Linked DNA regions of Homo sapiens: regions 1 and 2 are each linked to region 3. The links are chromatin contacts, found by Hi-C or POLR2A ChIA-PET in ENCODE. All regions are on one chromosome and are shown on one strand. The core of a region is the stretch at or near the end of the contact, and the rest is flanking DNA. Distances in the headings are between cores, read along the strand shown.

What was found. A loop is a pair of places that touch in the nucleus more often than their neighbours do. ChIA-PET counts read pairs that join two places held with the same protein, here RNA polymerase II (POLR2A). Pooled maps may share reads with other maps.
Region 1: a map of B cell shows a loop between it and region 3 (15-fold over the local background). The contact joins the promoter of TMEM192 here to the promoter of ETFDH in region 3. A Hi-C loop is called at or near these places in 1 of 168 maps with a recorded cell type or tissue (B cell), 1 of 37 single-sample maps with no recorded cell type and 8 of 50 pooled maps.
Region 2: a loop to region 3 is called in a map of CD8-positive, alpha-beta T cell, with 19 times the contacts of the local background. The contact joins the promoter of MIR4453HG here to the promoter of ETFDH in region 3. A Hi-C loop is called at or near these places in 3 of 168 maps with a recorded cell type or tissue (CD8-positive, alpha-beta T cell and naive thymus-derived CD4-positive, alpha-beta T cell) and 8 of 50 pooled maps. POLR2A ChIA-PET finds 5 or more read pairs at or near these places in 1 of 52 experiments (OCI-LY7).

The regions. Positions count from the first base shown.
Region 1 is chr4:165,111,610-165,116,558 of GRCh38, forward strand. TMEM192 (transmembrane protein 192) reads right to left here and starts at 1,251. Exons shown (of 6, transcript NM_001100389.2): 1 at 1,138-1,251. The coding sequence starts at 1,164. RefSeq lists enhancers at 527-766, 1,547-1,606 and silencers at 797-1,056, 1,225-1,423.
Region 2 is chr4:152,533,325-152,538,296 of GRCh38, forward strand. MIR4453HG (MIR4453 host gene) reads left to right here and starts at 2,940. Exons shown (of 1, transcript NR_033797.2): 1 at 2,940-4,972. FBXW7 (F-box and WD repeat domain containing 7) reads right to left here and starts at 2,768. Exons shown (of 14, transcript NM_001349798.2): 1 at 1,803-2,768; 2 at 1,617-1,709. It overlaps MIR4453 (microRNA 4453), which reads left to right and starts at 3,104; the gene lies at 3,104-3,192. RefSeq lists enhancers at 1,114-1,213, 2,463-2,998, 2,704-3,063 and a silencer at 1,804-2,593.
Region 3 is chr4:158,669,164-158,674,148 of GRCh38, forward strand. It overlaps ETFDH (electron transfer flavoprotein dehydrogenase), which reads left to right and starts at 3,133. Exons shown (of 13, transcript NM_004453.4): 1 at 3,133-3,327. The coding sequence starts at 3,294. It overlaps C4orf46 (chromosome 4 open reading frame 46), which reads right to left and starts at 2,724. Exons shown (of 2, transcript NM_001008393.4): 1 at 2,453-2,724; 2 at 1-605. The coding sequence starts at 2,638. The coding sequence ends at 450. RefSeq lists enhancers at 1,703-2,339, 2,340-2,976, 2,819-3,378, 2,980-3,481 and a silencer at 2,329-2,398.

The DNA of each region.
Region 1 (4,949 bases), core at 1-2,500, 6.4 Mb after region 3:
ATTTTGCTTTAAATATATATGAGTCTCAAATCTACTTACAGGTCTTACAGTTAATTTTCCATTTTCTCAACTGGAAAAAATAGAAAATTTTAGTTTCATTAGAAATTGTTTGGTCTTTATTTCATCAAGATTATTTAACTGGTTACTGCACAAGAATCTAAGCTACCGTAATGCTGGAACTGTTTCATGTTTCTCTTCCTTTTCCTGATGCAGTTCATTCAGTGATAGGATCACAGTAATATTCCTACTAATTTATTAACCCAAATTAGTGCTTTACAGTAACTGTCAACTTTGCATTTCTCAAGAGCAAAAATTTTATTACTTGCCAGTGGAAAATCCAGTTAACTCTCAGCATACATACATGTTTCTCCTAAAAACACCTTACGATACTGAAGCAAAGAAATAAGATTTTTGTAATTATGCTACCATTCTGTACTATACACGCTGTAAACTAGGCCACTGGTTTTTTGTTTTTTTGTTTTTGTTTTTGTTTTGGTAATCTGGTTTGAATCTATCAAAGATTTAAAAACCTTTGTATTCCTACCATGCTAGATTCAAAACAACACATGACACTTTTTCTCTCGTGTGGGTTTCCAGGCCATGATAGCGACAGGTCTGCGGGACGCTGGCGCCCGGCCCGAGCGTCGTTGTCACTCCAAGTCCACAGCCTCTAGAGCCAAGGCAAGGGACCTCACCAGGAAGGGAGATTCGCCCCCTGTGCCCCTGGGACGTCCGAGCGGAACCCATCGGCCCGGCTCCCGGAGACTCGCGGGGAGGAAGGGCTGTCAGGCCAGGCGCGCATCACGTGAAGCTGCCAGTTCCGGGATCAAAGACGTACCCCGCACGTGGGCTGGGCGCCAGCCTGGGACCCCCGGGGGCCGCGCGCCCACCGCCCAGGAGCCCACCCCAGCCTCCACTGGGAAAATTAGCCCGGAGCCAACGTGTCGCGGATCCCACAGCCGCCTGGAGCCCTCCCAAAGCCCCGCGCCCAGGCCTCCCCGGGCACAGGCGGCGCCCCCTTCGGCCGCGGCCGCAGTCGCCAAGGGTGGCTTCCCTCTCTGAGTCTCCGCCCCGTGCGCCCCGGCACAAGAAAAAGCGGATTCCGGGGCCAACCGCCCGCCGCCTCCGTGCACTCACGTCCTCCATCCTGCCCCCCGCCGCCATTTCCCGACGCCGGAGGCCGAAGCCCTGGCCAGCCCGGCCTCTCCACCTGGACCTGTAAGCCTCTGGCCGCGAAACTCGCCACCTTCTGGGACCTGCCAGGCCCCTCCCCAGACACACCCCCTCCTGCGTCCGCCCCGCCTCCGGCTGGCCCGATCCCCGCCCCCTTAGCTCCGATTGGCTGAGATGGTGGGAGGGGTGTGCCGGCCCAGAAGACCTGGACTGTGGGCGGTGGCTACCGCCTGAACCACCTCGGTTCCTGGGGCTTCTGGCCGCAGCCCCTCGGTGCGCTCTTACCCAGAGACTTGAGCATTTAAGGATGCCTTCCTAGTCCAAGAATTTAACTATTTTCGGGCTCCACTTGCATATTTTAAGAACATTAACTTTTTTCGGTCTTGCCTGGTTGTTTGCAGACACAGCTCTACGCCTAGGTAGAACCAGCGGTAAAATCCTACTCCGCCAGCAGAGGGACAGGAGCAGAATAAAGATTCCAATTTCCATGACATATTTACAGATTTCTCCAATGGGAAACAAAGCAGTTCGGAATGCTTACGGCGTTCGTTTATTAAGACAGAGTCTCGCTCTGTCGCCCACGCTGGAGTGCCCTAGCACGACCTCGGCTCACTGCAGCCTCGAATTCTTGGCCTCCTGGCCAGTTCTCCCACCTCAGCCTCTCAAAGTACTGAGATTACAGGCGTGAGCCACTGGGCCCTTGTTTCTTTTAAAATTGAATTTCAAAAAGAGAAAAAACTTCAATGACATTTTCTAAAAAGCTCATGATTGTAAAAATGTAAGCAAACAAGGAAAGAAATTTTCTGTTACCAGCTCCCGGAGAGAACTTTGATATCAGTTAGAATATATACACTCATACATTTTTTTGGTGGGGCGGCGGAGACGGAGTCTCGCTCTGTCGCCCAGGCTGGAATGCAGTGGTGCAATCTCGGCTCCCAGGTTCAAGCCATTCTCCTGCCTCAGCCCCCTGAGTAGCTAGGATTACAGGCGCGTGCCACCAAGCCTGGCTATTTTTGTATTTTAGTAGAGACAGGGTTTAGCCATGTTGGTCAGGCTGGTCTGGAACTCCTGAGGTCAGGTGACTCGCCCGCCTCGGCCTCCCAAAGTGCTGGGATTACAAGTTTAGCCACCGCGTCTTGCCCACTTTCATACATTCTAATGCTTATTTGTACATTGAGTATAGTGTGATCCAGTTTAGGATGTGTGAGATAAAACTACGCAAATGTTAGTGAAGGAAGAGATGGTGTAAGACTCCACGTGATCTTCTTTTTTCTTTTTCTTTTTTTTCTCGTAGAGACAAGGTCTCACTATGTTGCCCAGGCTGGTCTCATAATCCTGAGATTCTATGAATTATTTATCACAAGCCTTTTCTAGACGTGCAAATTTTCTTCTCTGCATTTTATTTTGAAAATTTTCAAGCCTACAGAAATGTTGAAAGATTAATACAATGAACATCCATGTACCCCTCACACTTGATTCATTAGTTGTTCATTTTTTGTCTTGGTTGCTCTGTGTGTGGGTGTGTGTGTTCACATACTTTTTTTTTTTTTTTTTTTTTTGAGATGGAGTCCCGCTCTGTCGCCAGGCTGGATGGAGTGCAGTGGCGCGATCTCGGCTCACTGCAAGCTCCGCGTCCCGGGTTCACGCCATTCTCCTGCCTCAGGCTCCCCAGGGTCTGGGACTACAGGCGCCCGCCACCACACCCAGCTAATTTTTGTATTTTTAGTAGAGACGGGGTTTCACTGTGTTAGCCAGGATGGTCTCGATCTCCTGACCTTGTGATCCGCCTGCCTTGGCCTCCCAAAGTGCTGGGATTACAGGTGTGAGCCACCGTGCCTGGCCATTTTTTAACTGAACTACTTGAAAGTAAATTGAAGACAATATGAAGCTTCATTCCTAGATACTTTGTTGCCTAAAATAAGGATATTTTATATTTTCTTTCATAACCACAATATCAATATTACACACAACTAATAGTAATTCCATGTTTACTAATAACCAATCTATGGCAAAAATTTTCTAAGTTGTTTCCAAAATGTCTTTTTTAGCTGCTTTTTTTGTTTTATTTTGTTTTGTTTTGTTTTTGAGATGGAGTCTTGCTATGTTGCCCAGGCTGGATTCACACTCCTGAGTTCAAGCAATCCTCCCACCTCAGCCTCCCAAGTAGCTTGGATAACAGGCATACACCACTGTGCCTGGCCCAGCTGCTGTTTTTTCTTTTTCAGTAACCAGAATCCAATCAAGGTTCACACATTTCATTTCATTATTATGTCAAGACATGCTTTTCTGTTGTTGTTTTCGACACAGGATCTCACTCTGTTAACCAGGCTGGAGCACAGGGGCGCTATCATAGCTCACTGCAGCCTCAACCTCCTGGGCTCAAACAATCCTCCCTCTTCAGCCTCCCAAGCATCTGGGACTATATGTTCACACATCCATACCAGGCTTATTTTTAAGATTTTTCTTTTTGTGAAGATGGGACTTTGTTATGTTGCCCACGCTGGTCTCAAAACTCCTGGTCTCAAGCCACCCTCCCGCCTCAGTCTCCCAAAGTACAGGGATTACAGGTGTGAGCCACTGCACCTAGCCAAGACATGTACTTTCACAGGGACAGCACACTGGTTAAGACCAGGGCTCCAGAATTAGTCATGGAGGTTTGAGTTCTGCATCTTACCAAGCATGTGATATTGGGCACTTAGCTTAAGTTCTTAGGAGCTGACTGGGCAAGGTGGCTCATGCCTATGGCCCCTAGCATGTTGAGACACCAAGGCAGGAGGATTGTTTGGTGCCTGGAGTACGGGACTAGCCTGGGCAACATGGTGAGTCTCTGTCTCTACAAAAGATTAGAACATTAGCTAGGTGTGGTGACGTGCACCTGTAGTAGCAGCTACTTTGGAGGCTGAGGTGGGGAAGTTTTAGTTTCCCTTTTACAGAAATTTTCTTTCCTTTTGTTTTGTTTTGTTTTGTTTTGAGATAGAGTTTCACTCTTGTCGCTCAGGCTGGTGTGCAATGGCGTGATCTTGGCTCAGTGCAACCTCTGCCTCCCAGATTCAAGTCATTCTCCTGCCTCAGCCTCCCAAGTAGCTGAGATTACAGGCGTCAGCCACCATGCCTGGCTAATTTTTGCATTTTTAGTAGAGACAGCGTTTCACCATGTTGGCCAGGCTGGTCTTGAACTCCTGACCTCAAGTGATCTGCCCACCTCAGCCTCCCAAAGTGCTGGGATTACAGGCGTGAGCCACTGTGCCCAGCCAGAGATTTTCTATTAAATAAAATAATGCATGTAATGCTCTTTATACAATGTTGTCTCTACAAAGCACTAAGCAAATGTTAGTCATTTTTTGTCTAAATCAGATTTATTAAGGCATTATTAACATACATAATCATTTTTGTTTGTTTTTTGTTTGTAAAGACAGAGTCTCACTATAGGCTGGTCTTGAACTCCTGGTCTCAAGTGATTCTTCTGCCTCGGCTTCCCAAAGTGCTGGGATTACAGGCAAGAGCCACCATGCCAGACCCATTGTTTTAATAATATATTAAAAATATGTTCTCAGCCCATATAATGCTCTAATGACTGTTAAAGCAATTTATATAAGCATAGCCCTGTAAATAAGTTATATTTAAAAAGTATCTGACACTTCATTTTTGTATGACTAAAGATCTTTTGGTGAAGATTCTTGCGTTTATTTACTTATGAGGAGTAAGGAGAGGAGGAGAGAAGCTGTTTTCCTAGTGTTGGGGCTCAGAAGATAATATCGGCTAGGCGCAGTGGCTCA
Region 2 (4,972 bases), core at 1,690-4,189, 6.1 Mb before region 3:
TCCCAAAATACAGCTTCTACTGTATTTTGGGTACAGTATTTTAGAAAATGACTACATTTCTCTTTGCAATATCTTAGTGAAAAACAGAATACGTGACTCTGATTCTAACATTACATCCACTATTCAGTATTTTCATGTCAGTACACATTTAAAGGACAGAATTTAAAGTTCCTTACCAAAGCATAACAAGGCAACTAAAGAAAAACAATTCAGTGGGAGAAGTTCCAGAGGAGGGAAAAGTGGTCAAATGAAAGACATTATTCTAAGACAACAGTTGGAGAAACTGATGGTAGAAATAATGAAAGTCCATAAAATTAAGAAAAGATGAACTGAGGCTTGTCCTGATAATTCTTGAAACACAAACTCTGACTGTGTCCTGAAAGTTTAGGGACACAGGTATGGAATATGTAAATGAACTGTCACATAATACACAGGCTAATAAACTTGCAGAACTCATTACTTTAAAAAAAAGGACCAAACATTGTTAAGTTTGAGAAAGTTTTAAATTAATCTAATCAAGATCCTGAATGGAGAACTTCGAAAAGAGAGATAACCCCAGGCTTACATTCATTCCCACAAAGTATCTCTCAGCAGTGGCTTCAGACAGAACGAGCCCACAGTTGTCTAGACGGACCACAATTCTCAGTATACTACTGTCTATGTCTTCTTACATAAAATTCTGCTCTATGTTTAACCCTTAAGGTCTGTATATGAAATATTAATTACTTTCATAAACCTTTAATTTGGTACTCTGACAAGATACCTAAAATACAAGTCAAAGGTTTTATAAACTTCAGCTTTAAAATAATGGAAGGAAAAAATCATTCCTGACTTAAATATCAAAGATGTATCCTAAATTGATACAGAAATAAAGATAATTCAAAAAAGCAAAGCCTCAAACCAAATAAAAAAGTGCTGTAATTTGTTACTCTAAAAAAAAAAAGGGGGGGGTGAAAGGGAAAAAATCACAACTTTTATAAAATGATTAATGTGATAAATGCTCTTCCCCAAGTAAGTTGTGATTCCTAACAACTCAAGTTCCTGAGTAACTGACATCTGTTACAGTGTCCTCCTGACACACATGAAATTGGACCCAGTAACTGAGAAGGTTAACTCCTGTACCAATAGGTACTGAAATGAACCTCTCTCAAAACAGGTTTGTTGTTGTTTTTTAAAAAAGGAATTTTACTTTCAGGGGTCCACAGGTTAAGTAGTTCTCATTCGGGAACCTATATGAGAGTACCCCCGAAACAAAAAGTACACCGCACACACCCACAGTACCAGGAAAAGGTTACAGATACAGATGGCCTCTGTGCGCACATATGCTCTGGCTTCCTCAATTTCCCTTTGCCAACTGCTGGCCAGAAAGGTGCGAGTATTCACTTTGGAGAAAAGACTCCTCCGACAGAAACCTGCATACTTGCATTACTCGTACAAAGAGCTAAAAAGTTACAAAATACAGGCCTCCCTAACACCTTCCCCCCTCCGTGAATAAAGCTAGACTCCCTCATTGATAGACTCCCAACACTACTGGAGAACATCAGCAAAACTCCAGGAGGAAGCGCCGGCATCCTCCCACTTTCTCCCCCTCAATTCCCTCTCCCGGGGCCACTCACACTTTTAGAAAAGAGCCGCGGCGCCGAGAAAGTGGGTTGGTTCCCTTCCTCCTTCGGACTGAAGCGGCAGCTGCGGAAGGCTCCGGCGCGGTACTGAGGAAGAAGCGGTGCTCGTGTCGCTAAACCAGGCGGCAACCCGGGTCTCTTCCGCGCTGCCAGGGGAGGGGAGGCGGCGGCCCCGCTTACCTCCTCTTTTCCTCTTCCTGGGTCTTTTCAGGCTGCGGCTTCTGCCCGTCCAGGGCCACTTCTCCCGGGACAGTCAGGTTTGGGAGACTCCGGATTTTGTTTTTGTAAAGTTTCCTCTGGGTGGAGGCTGCGGCCGGCCCCCCGGGTCCCCCCCGGCCCCGCCGCCCTCGGGACTGGGGCGGGGGAGGGGGGCTCTAGGAACTCCTCCCGGAGTCCAGCCAAGGAGCCGGGGGGCCGGCGACTGGCCAAGGGAGAAGACCCCCGGAGGGGGCTGAGGGGAGGGGGAAGGTGAGGAAAGGACGGCGGCGTCGGTCCTGTTCTCTCCGCCGCCCCAGCCGCCGCTTCACATCGGGGTCCCCGCCCCCCCGGCCGGGGGGTGGTTGCCGAGCTTGGTTGGGGCCCCGGTTCATACACTCCGGGGCAAGATGCTACGGCCCCGGGCGGGTGGCCGAGTCGGCGGCAAGGCGAGGGACCCGGCCGGCTCCGCTCGGCGCCGCCCCCGCTCCCGGCTCCCGCATGTGTCGCTGCGGCTGGGACCCCCCTCCCTACACCTTGGGGGTCTCGCCCCACGCCCCACGGGACGAGGCAGAAGCTCTGGCGCCTCCTCAGCGTTCTCTCACCGCGGAGCAGCTACCCACTCCCGGCCCGTGGTAGCCGCCTCCCTGCCCCCCAAGCCGCCGGCTCCGGCTCAGGCTCGGGCTCCGGCTCTGGCTCCGGCTCCGGCGTGTGCAGCCGCCGCTGCCGGCCGGGAAGGTGAGGGGGGGAAAGGAGTGCGGCCGCGGCTCCCGCTGGCCCAGGTGAGAGCGAAGGTCTCGGCGGCGGCCAGTGCAGGGGGACTGGATCTCTCGGATGCTCCTTCGCTCTCAGTCTCAGCGGCGGCGGCGGCGGCAGCGGCAGCGGCAGCGCCCGGAGCTCAGCTCGCTGTCTCCCTCGCTCTGTGCGGGGCTCTCGCCTCACTCCAGAGAGAGGGGCGGGAGGAGAGCGGCGCCTGCCGATGACGCAAGTCACCTAGCAACCGCTCTCTTCCCCCTCCCTCTTCTTTCCGCTCTGAGGCTTCCTCCGCTGGCCTTTTTCCCCCTTCCAGCCACCCCGCCCTGGGCGCCTCTGGCGCGCTCTGATGACGCTCCAAGGGAAGAGGAAGTGGGGATCGGCGAGCGGGTGGGTGCGCCTCGGGCCGCGGGACTCGCAGCCGCCACCGCCGCTGCCGCCTCTACGGCCGCGTCAGAACTGAAGAGAGGAAGGGGAGGAGCCGAGTCGAGCCTAAGCTGCCGCCCGATCTTACCCCTGACCCGAGGGCGGCCTGGAGAGCTTGGTCTGTAGCGGTTTCCTTCGGGGCAGGTGGGGACTGCTCCTTTGGGAGGAAGGAGGAGGCCCAGGCCGCGTCTTCAGGCAGCTGCGCGCACCACCCGAAGGTGAGGCATTTGGCCCCAAACAGACCCTCGAAAAGCCGGACTGATCGAGGAGTTACCCTACAGCCTGATCTGCACCTGCTCCAGGGAGAGAGCGCCCCACCCTTCCCGTGGCGTGGGGTGAGACCCAGCGTTGGATAACGTGTGGTCGGGCCGAGCAAATGTTTGATGAATGAATGAATGAATGAATGCCTCTCTCACGTGGCACTCGTGAAGCTCAGAGGATATGGTGGAAGTGCAAGCGCTTTGTAAACTGCAGTGCATTGTAAAAATGAGTTGTAATACATTCCTCCCCTCCCCCTAGCCATGAAAGGAAACAGGGGTGCGGCTTGAGTACAGAGTCACAACCTGAGTCTTTAGTGGAAAAGGAGACGAAATGCCGAGCAAGGGAAGGGACCCATCCTCGCGCAGATTGTTAGGGCGGCGGGAAGGGAGGATTGGAAGGGAGCCATCCTCTGGGAGATTGCTGAAGGATTTTTGACTGTCAGGGGAAGAATTTAATAGTCCCTCACTTTTACGAATGGTTCTTTCTTACGGTTTGGAGCTTTCGAGAGCTTCTGGTCTTGGTTCATCAGTGTACGTTGTCATCAAGAAATGTTGGCCTGTTTCAGGTCTGACTCAAAGGTTATTTTCTTTCTAAAATAAGTGTTATTACTATTATGCAGCTTTTCCTACAGATGTTATCCTGGAAAGGAAAGTTAAGTAGAAACTCATGAAGTTTAAAGTGTAGTTCTCTAGGAAAACAAATTTAAGATAAAAGGACCAGAATCCTCAGAAATCTGTCTTCAGTGAATAGTATGAGAAAAAGATTAAAGCAGCAGCAATGATGAAAGCAGATTCCACAATTCTGTCCCTGGACCCTAGTACACTCTACCTCCTTGGGAAGCAGTAGTAATGGATTTTACAAGTCTTTCCACCTGGAGGAGGGGGTAAGGTAGGAGCAAGTGTATTATAGACAAATGTGGGAAGCTCTGGGTTTCTCCCACTACTGCCACTACCATCTGCAAACAGTAAACTAAGGAAACTTTTAACTGGGTAAATCCAAGGGCTCGTGTTCATTAAAATGCTGCGGGAAAGGTGGTGAGAGGGGCAAAGGAGGATGTGGCAAAACCAAGGAGAGACTCACAGACTAGCACCTGACCCTACTGCCCTTGACCTGAAGTTCCAAGAGCCAGGTTAAATATCCTGCTTAAATTACCCTGGATTTTTCTGTCTTTACGTGACCAATCCCCTGCTACAGCCTTCCAAATAAGACTCACAGGTAATCAGACCAACAAGTGATGGTCTCACATGGCTACAAAATAAATATTTTTTGTTTTTCCCCCTCTTCCTATCTTACAACAGGGGAATGGTGGAAATTAAAGGAGTAAAACACACAGATTTAGGGGATTTTGTGAAGCTAAACACCTCAGAGAGTTTAACCTTTGTAGGCTTTGAAGGAAAAGAGTGCAAACATCAGAGTTCTGCAGCCCAGCAGAGAACACCTCCAGTTAAGTGTGTACCACATAGGGTTTTTCAGCAGCGTGATCTTCTGTTTTCATTGTCAGTGGCTCCACCTTACAACCTCAGTGCTGAGGAACAGAAGGGCACTCAGGAGAGCCTGAGCCACTTACTTAGAAAGTATTTAATAACAGCACACTAAGCTTACTGGGCTAGATACCCACCTCAGCACCCAGCTTGATAACAGGAGGAAACAGCTGGAACTGGAGACTGGAGAGAAGGAAGTTCATACATTTCCAACTTGGTCTGCATCTCTTTAGT
Region 3 (4,985 bases), core at 1,883-4,382:
ATTAGCTGTAGACAACTTAGCCTAACGGAGCTGGATCCACCACTGGCAACCTTAAAGTTACCTCCCTTGGTCCTTAAGATGAAACGCAACTTCAAAGTCTGCCATGCTTAGCATCTTGTTGCAAAACAAATAATGGTCTACCTAGTTTGCTACTGGTAGCACTGTGGCTCTATTAATATTAACCGTCTATTGATGAAGTTAACTTTCATAAAGGATTCTATGAAAGTTCAGAGGCATAAAGTATTTAAGGACAAACAAGTACTGGTCCGCAACAAAAATAGCATCGGTATTCTGCTTTCACAAAAACCAAGAAAACCAAGAAAAATTTCATTCTGAGTATATACAGAACTGCTGGACAGAGGTCATCCTATATGTGTGGTACATGTACAAAATATGACATAAGAAGTATGAATTATTGCAGTCATTATTAAACAACGAAGTATGCCAAATCAGTCATCAGGTTTCAAAGAATCATAGCCTTCTTTCAAGAGGTCCCGCCACGTTTTAAGGAAACGTGCATTTTCTGTACATTTGAAGGCAAGTTCTTCCACTTGAGCTGATACTGCAGATGTGGCTTCAAGAAGTTTGGTTAATGAAAAGGCTGCCTAAAAAAAAAAAGTCAAACATAATTTTATTTTTAAAATTCTCATCTCATTTTATAAGCAGGCTGAAAATAGCTTAAGGCTTTGAATCCAATGCCCATGTTATTTTCTTTCAAAGTAATCAGTTTTCAAACTACAGCACTGGCTCTTTCACGGAACCTAAGAAATTCTTTAATATTGAGTAGACTTTGAAGAAACAGGTCTGCTAGAAAAATATCCATTATGTCTGAGATATGACAAATCAGTATAGTTGTTTTCTTTTTTTTTTTTTTTTTTTGAGACGGAGTTTCGCTCGTTTCCCAGGCTGGAGTGCAATGGCGCGATCTTGGTTCACTGCAACCTCCGCCTCCCGGGTTCAAGTGATTCTCCTGCCTCAGCCTCCTTAGTAGCTGGGATTACAGTCATGCGCCACCACGCACAGCTAATTTTGTATTTTTAGTAGAAACAGGGTTTCTCCATGTTGGTCACGCTGGTCTCGAACTCCTGACCTCAGGTGATCCGCCTGCCTCAGCCTCCCAAAGTGCTGGGATTACAGGCGTGAGCCACCGTGCTTGGCCCAGGATTGCTGTTTTCTATGAAAATACACTAGAGTCTCAGCTCAACAAGATGACTTGGACCCCTTGACACTAAGCGCCAGATATATCTGAGAGATTTCATCATAAATAATTCTTACTGCTATTTGGGTAACATGGGCATTGACCTGTGAACACTTTAAACAATGAAAATGTATAGATCAAAGAACAGAAACTCTGAGCTCTGACAAATAACATTAAAAAATCACACACAAATGCAGAAAACACTCAGCTCCTGGTGGAAAATTCACTTTTCAGCCAAACGTTTTCTTCACCAATGATATAAAATAAAACAGTGTTCCTCAATAACACATTAGCACTTCATTCTACATATTTACTTGCAATCAGTTTGTTCTGCAAAAATAAAAGCTGGTTAAGCACTCTAGTCATCCTTAAAAAAAAATACTTGCGGAGCAATGAGATAATCTAGTTCATCCCCTAGTTTCCAATCTGCAGGAAAGGTCAGGCCACAGAACTCTCCCAGGTTACACTCTACATACCTCATTCCACTTGACCCACTCAAGAGAACATAAAACTCCCCTTCCCTGTCTTCTCCCCTCCAGTGGTGTGTGAGTTACGGTTGGGAGGTGGGGTGCTAGTTTCTGGGGATTCGAGATTTAACAGAAACTATCCTAAGTATGCATTCTAGCAATCATACAAAGGGAGGAGTCCTGAACTAAACCGTCAAAGAAGCCAATCCACGTGACCTAAACCCTTCAAGCTGGGTCCAGCGCTAAGCAGGCCTGGGGCAGACAATGGCATTATCAGCTGTCCCTGGGCAGGTGGCCAACTAGAACAGCAGGCTCTAAGTCCCATGGAAAGAAATCACAGCCTGATCTCAAGTACCCACAGAAAGCCAGCAAACTCATGCAGTGAAAACTATTCTCCGAAACCCATGCAATGAAAACTATTCTCCGATGGGAAAGGAGGAGGCAGAGAGCCAGCAACAGGCAGCGCAGAGCTGCGTGGCTTCGGGTTACTGCGGATGATTGAAACCAGAAGGCGAGACAAAAAGAAACCAGTGAGGGGTGGGGCGGGTGGAAGGAAAACCCCTTAAGACTCCTCACCACTAAATCTAAAGGGGGAACCCTCAGAGAGGGGTGGCACTTTAGCTGCTGGCATCCCCCCCGCTTCCCGCCCGCACGCTCTGGGGCGCAGAAGGGCCGGTCGTCCCGGGTCATGGGGGTTGGGGGACCGATTCCCTAGCCTCGCGAGCCCCGCCGCCGCCGGTCTTCCCAGAGGCGCCGAGGGGGGACGCGGTCCCGACACCACACTCACGTCTCCGATCTGCAGCTCCACTTCCTCCAGCTGGTCCACCGTTGGGCCGCTGCTCCTGCTCGGAACTGGCCAGCCCAAACTCACTGGGCCGCCCGGGGAAGATGCTGCAGAGGCGTCTGAAGAGGAGGGAGAAGAGGGAGGCGGCGGGGGCGGCGAAGAAACCTGCAACTCCTCAGGGTCGGCCATGGGGAAGGGTTGGGACCGCGGAATCCGACCCGAGAAGCCGAACCGACACCAACTGTCTTTTAACCACTCGCGCCCAAAGCCGAAAGGCCCCGCCTCCTAACGCCAGAAATCCCGCCCAGTCTCCTCGTGGGTCTCAGCCCCGGACCACAAAGACGTTTCATTTTTCGGGACAGCCAATCATATGAGTCAATTCACCTTAGGCAACTCACGGCTCCTGCGCGAGCCTCCAATCGATCTCGAAGGGCACTCGTAGAGAAAACTACACCTCCCAGGAAGCCGTGTGCGTCGCCCCGCCTTCTACTGCCTTTCACTGCGCGTGCGTCGTGCTGTGGGATTCGCGGACCCCTCTGGCCGCGCTGTGGCTGTTTCACCGCTCCCCGGCTGGGACTTGGAGTCCCTTATCTTTCCCTGGTTTGGTACATGACCCGGAAGCCTCGGCTGGCCGTTGCGTCATCCATGGCGCCGGCGCAGAGCGAGAAGGAGGTGGGAACGCCGTGAAGCAAGAGCGGTCGGCAGAGCGGGGAGGCGAACTGCAGCAGAGTTCTTGCTTTCCGGCAGGTGATGGCGCCCCCCGCGGCCTAGAGGTCCAGCGCCCGCCGCGAGCAGCGGACAGTCCTCCTGTTGTGTCCGACCGAGAGTCCTGGTGACTTTGAACATGCTGGTGCCGCTAGCCAAGCTGTCCTGCCTGGGTGAGAGGAAACGGGCGGTGGGGATAAGTGGAGGAGTTAGGGCAAAAGGGACAAGGCCGGTCCTGGGGGCTGTAGGCACCTCTCGCCCCTTCTCTCATCAGCTTTCTCAGGCTATCTAGGGCAAAGGTCACGCGCTGTCAGCCTGTTGGGGGACCCTGGCTTCCTCCCTCTGGGGTTGCCCCAGTTGGTAGAATTAATATCTAGGCTAAAGGTCAAGGGCGGGGAAAACTTGTCAACACGCCCTCGGCATCACCACCACCTGTCAACACACACACACCTCGGTGGACTCCTGAACTGAGGCTTCCCAAATCCTGGTTCTAATCTTCAAACCTCTGTTGGAAATGGAAAAAAAAAAATCGTATTTGCCCAGTTTTTCTCCCTGGTCCTGACCTGACTTTCGTCTTCGGAGCCATTCTAGTTCAGTCTAAAGAAATTGAAGTCTGATCTGTCACATCATGGTTAACATTCATATGTTGACCAAGTCACCCAAGTGTATCTGGAGCCAGTTTTTCTGCGTTGTCTAAAATTAAGGGCTGGGCGTGGTGGCTCAAGCCTGTAATCCCAGCACTCTGGGAGGCTGAGGCGGATGGATCACCTGAGGTCAGGAGTTCAAGACCAGCCTGGCCAACATTGTGAAACCCCATCTCTACTAAAAATACAAAAATTAGCTGGGCGTTGTGGCCCACTCCTGTAATCCCAGCTACTCAGGAGGCTTAGGTAGGAGAATCACTTGAACCCGGAGGTGGAGGTTGCAGTGAGCTGAGATCGCACCACTGCACTCCAGCCTAGGTGAAAGAGCCAGACTCCGTCTCAAAAAAAAATTAAATTAAATTAACTCTAAGGGCTTTATCGTGTTATGGGTATTCTGTGAACCATCGTGACAGATGAAGTTGGATGGTCTTTTTAAAGTTTTACTTAAATTTTTGTTGTTGTCGTTAATTCAAACAGAAAAGTTCCCTAAAGGATCTCATATTCTGTCATAACTGGCTTAATTTTTTTAAATCTTTAGTTTACTTAAGTTTTGGTGATAGAATCATTAAGTCTAAATATTCCAAATTCAAGGATATTCTTATGAAATTTCATGAAAGTAGAATTTTGTTAAATTTGGCTTCCATATATTAAGAAATTAGAACTTTGTTTAAATTTCATGTCACCCATGCATTTTTTGCTGCACTTAATGTATGGATAAGATGGTGTTTGGAACGTTAAAGTAGTCAGATGCTATCTGCCTTAGAGCCTAATTTAGATGCAATCAGCCTTGGGCCCAGTGCTAACCAAATTCCACTACCATTTCTGTTTTCTTTGGATGGCAATTCATTGCCATTTTCGTAGCCTGCTGGCATGAAAGAGGTAGACACCAATGTGCCATCAGTGTGACTTTGATATGGTGATGCTATGAGTTCAGTGGACTTTGTGACTTCTCTTCTCAACCACGGAGACTGAATATTCCAATCTCTAAAGTGAGATATCAGATGTGTTTTCAGAAAAGGGGTAAAGGTTGTGACTTTTTTTTCCAATCCTTTGGAGAAATTCAGACTACACAGTTCCAAATATTCTCAAGAAAATCAGTAGCTATACAAGCAGTAGAAATAGTTTGTCATATGTCAGTCATCAGTTTTCAGAAGTAAATAACTTCTATGCACTAAACTACAATGCAT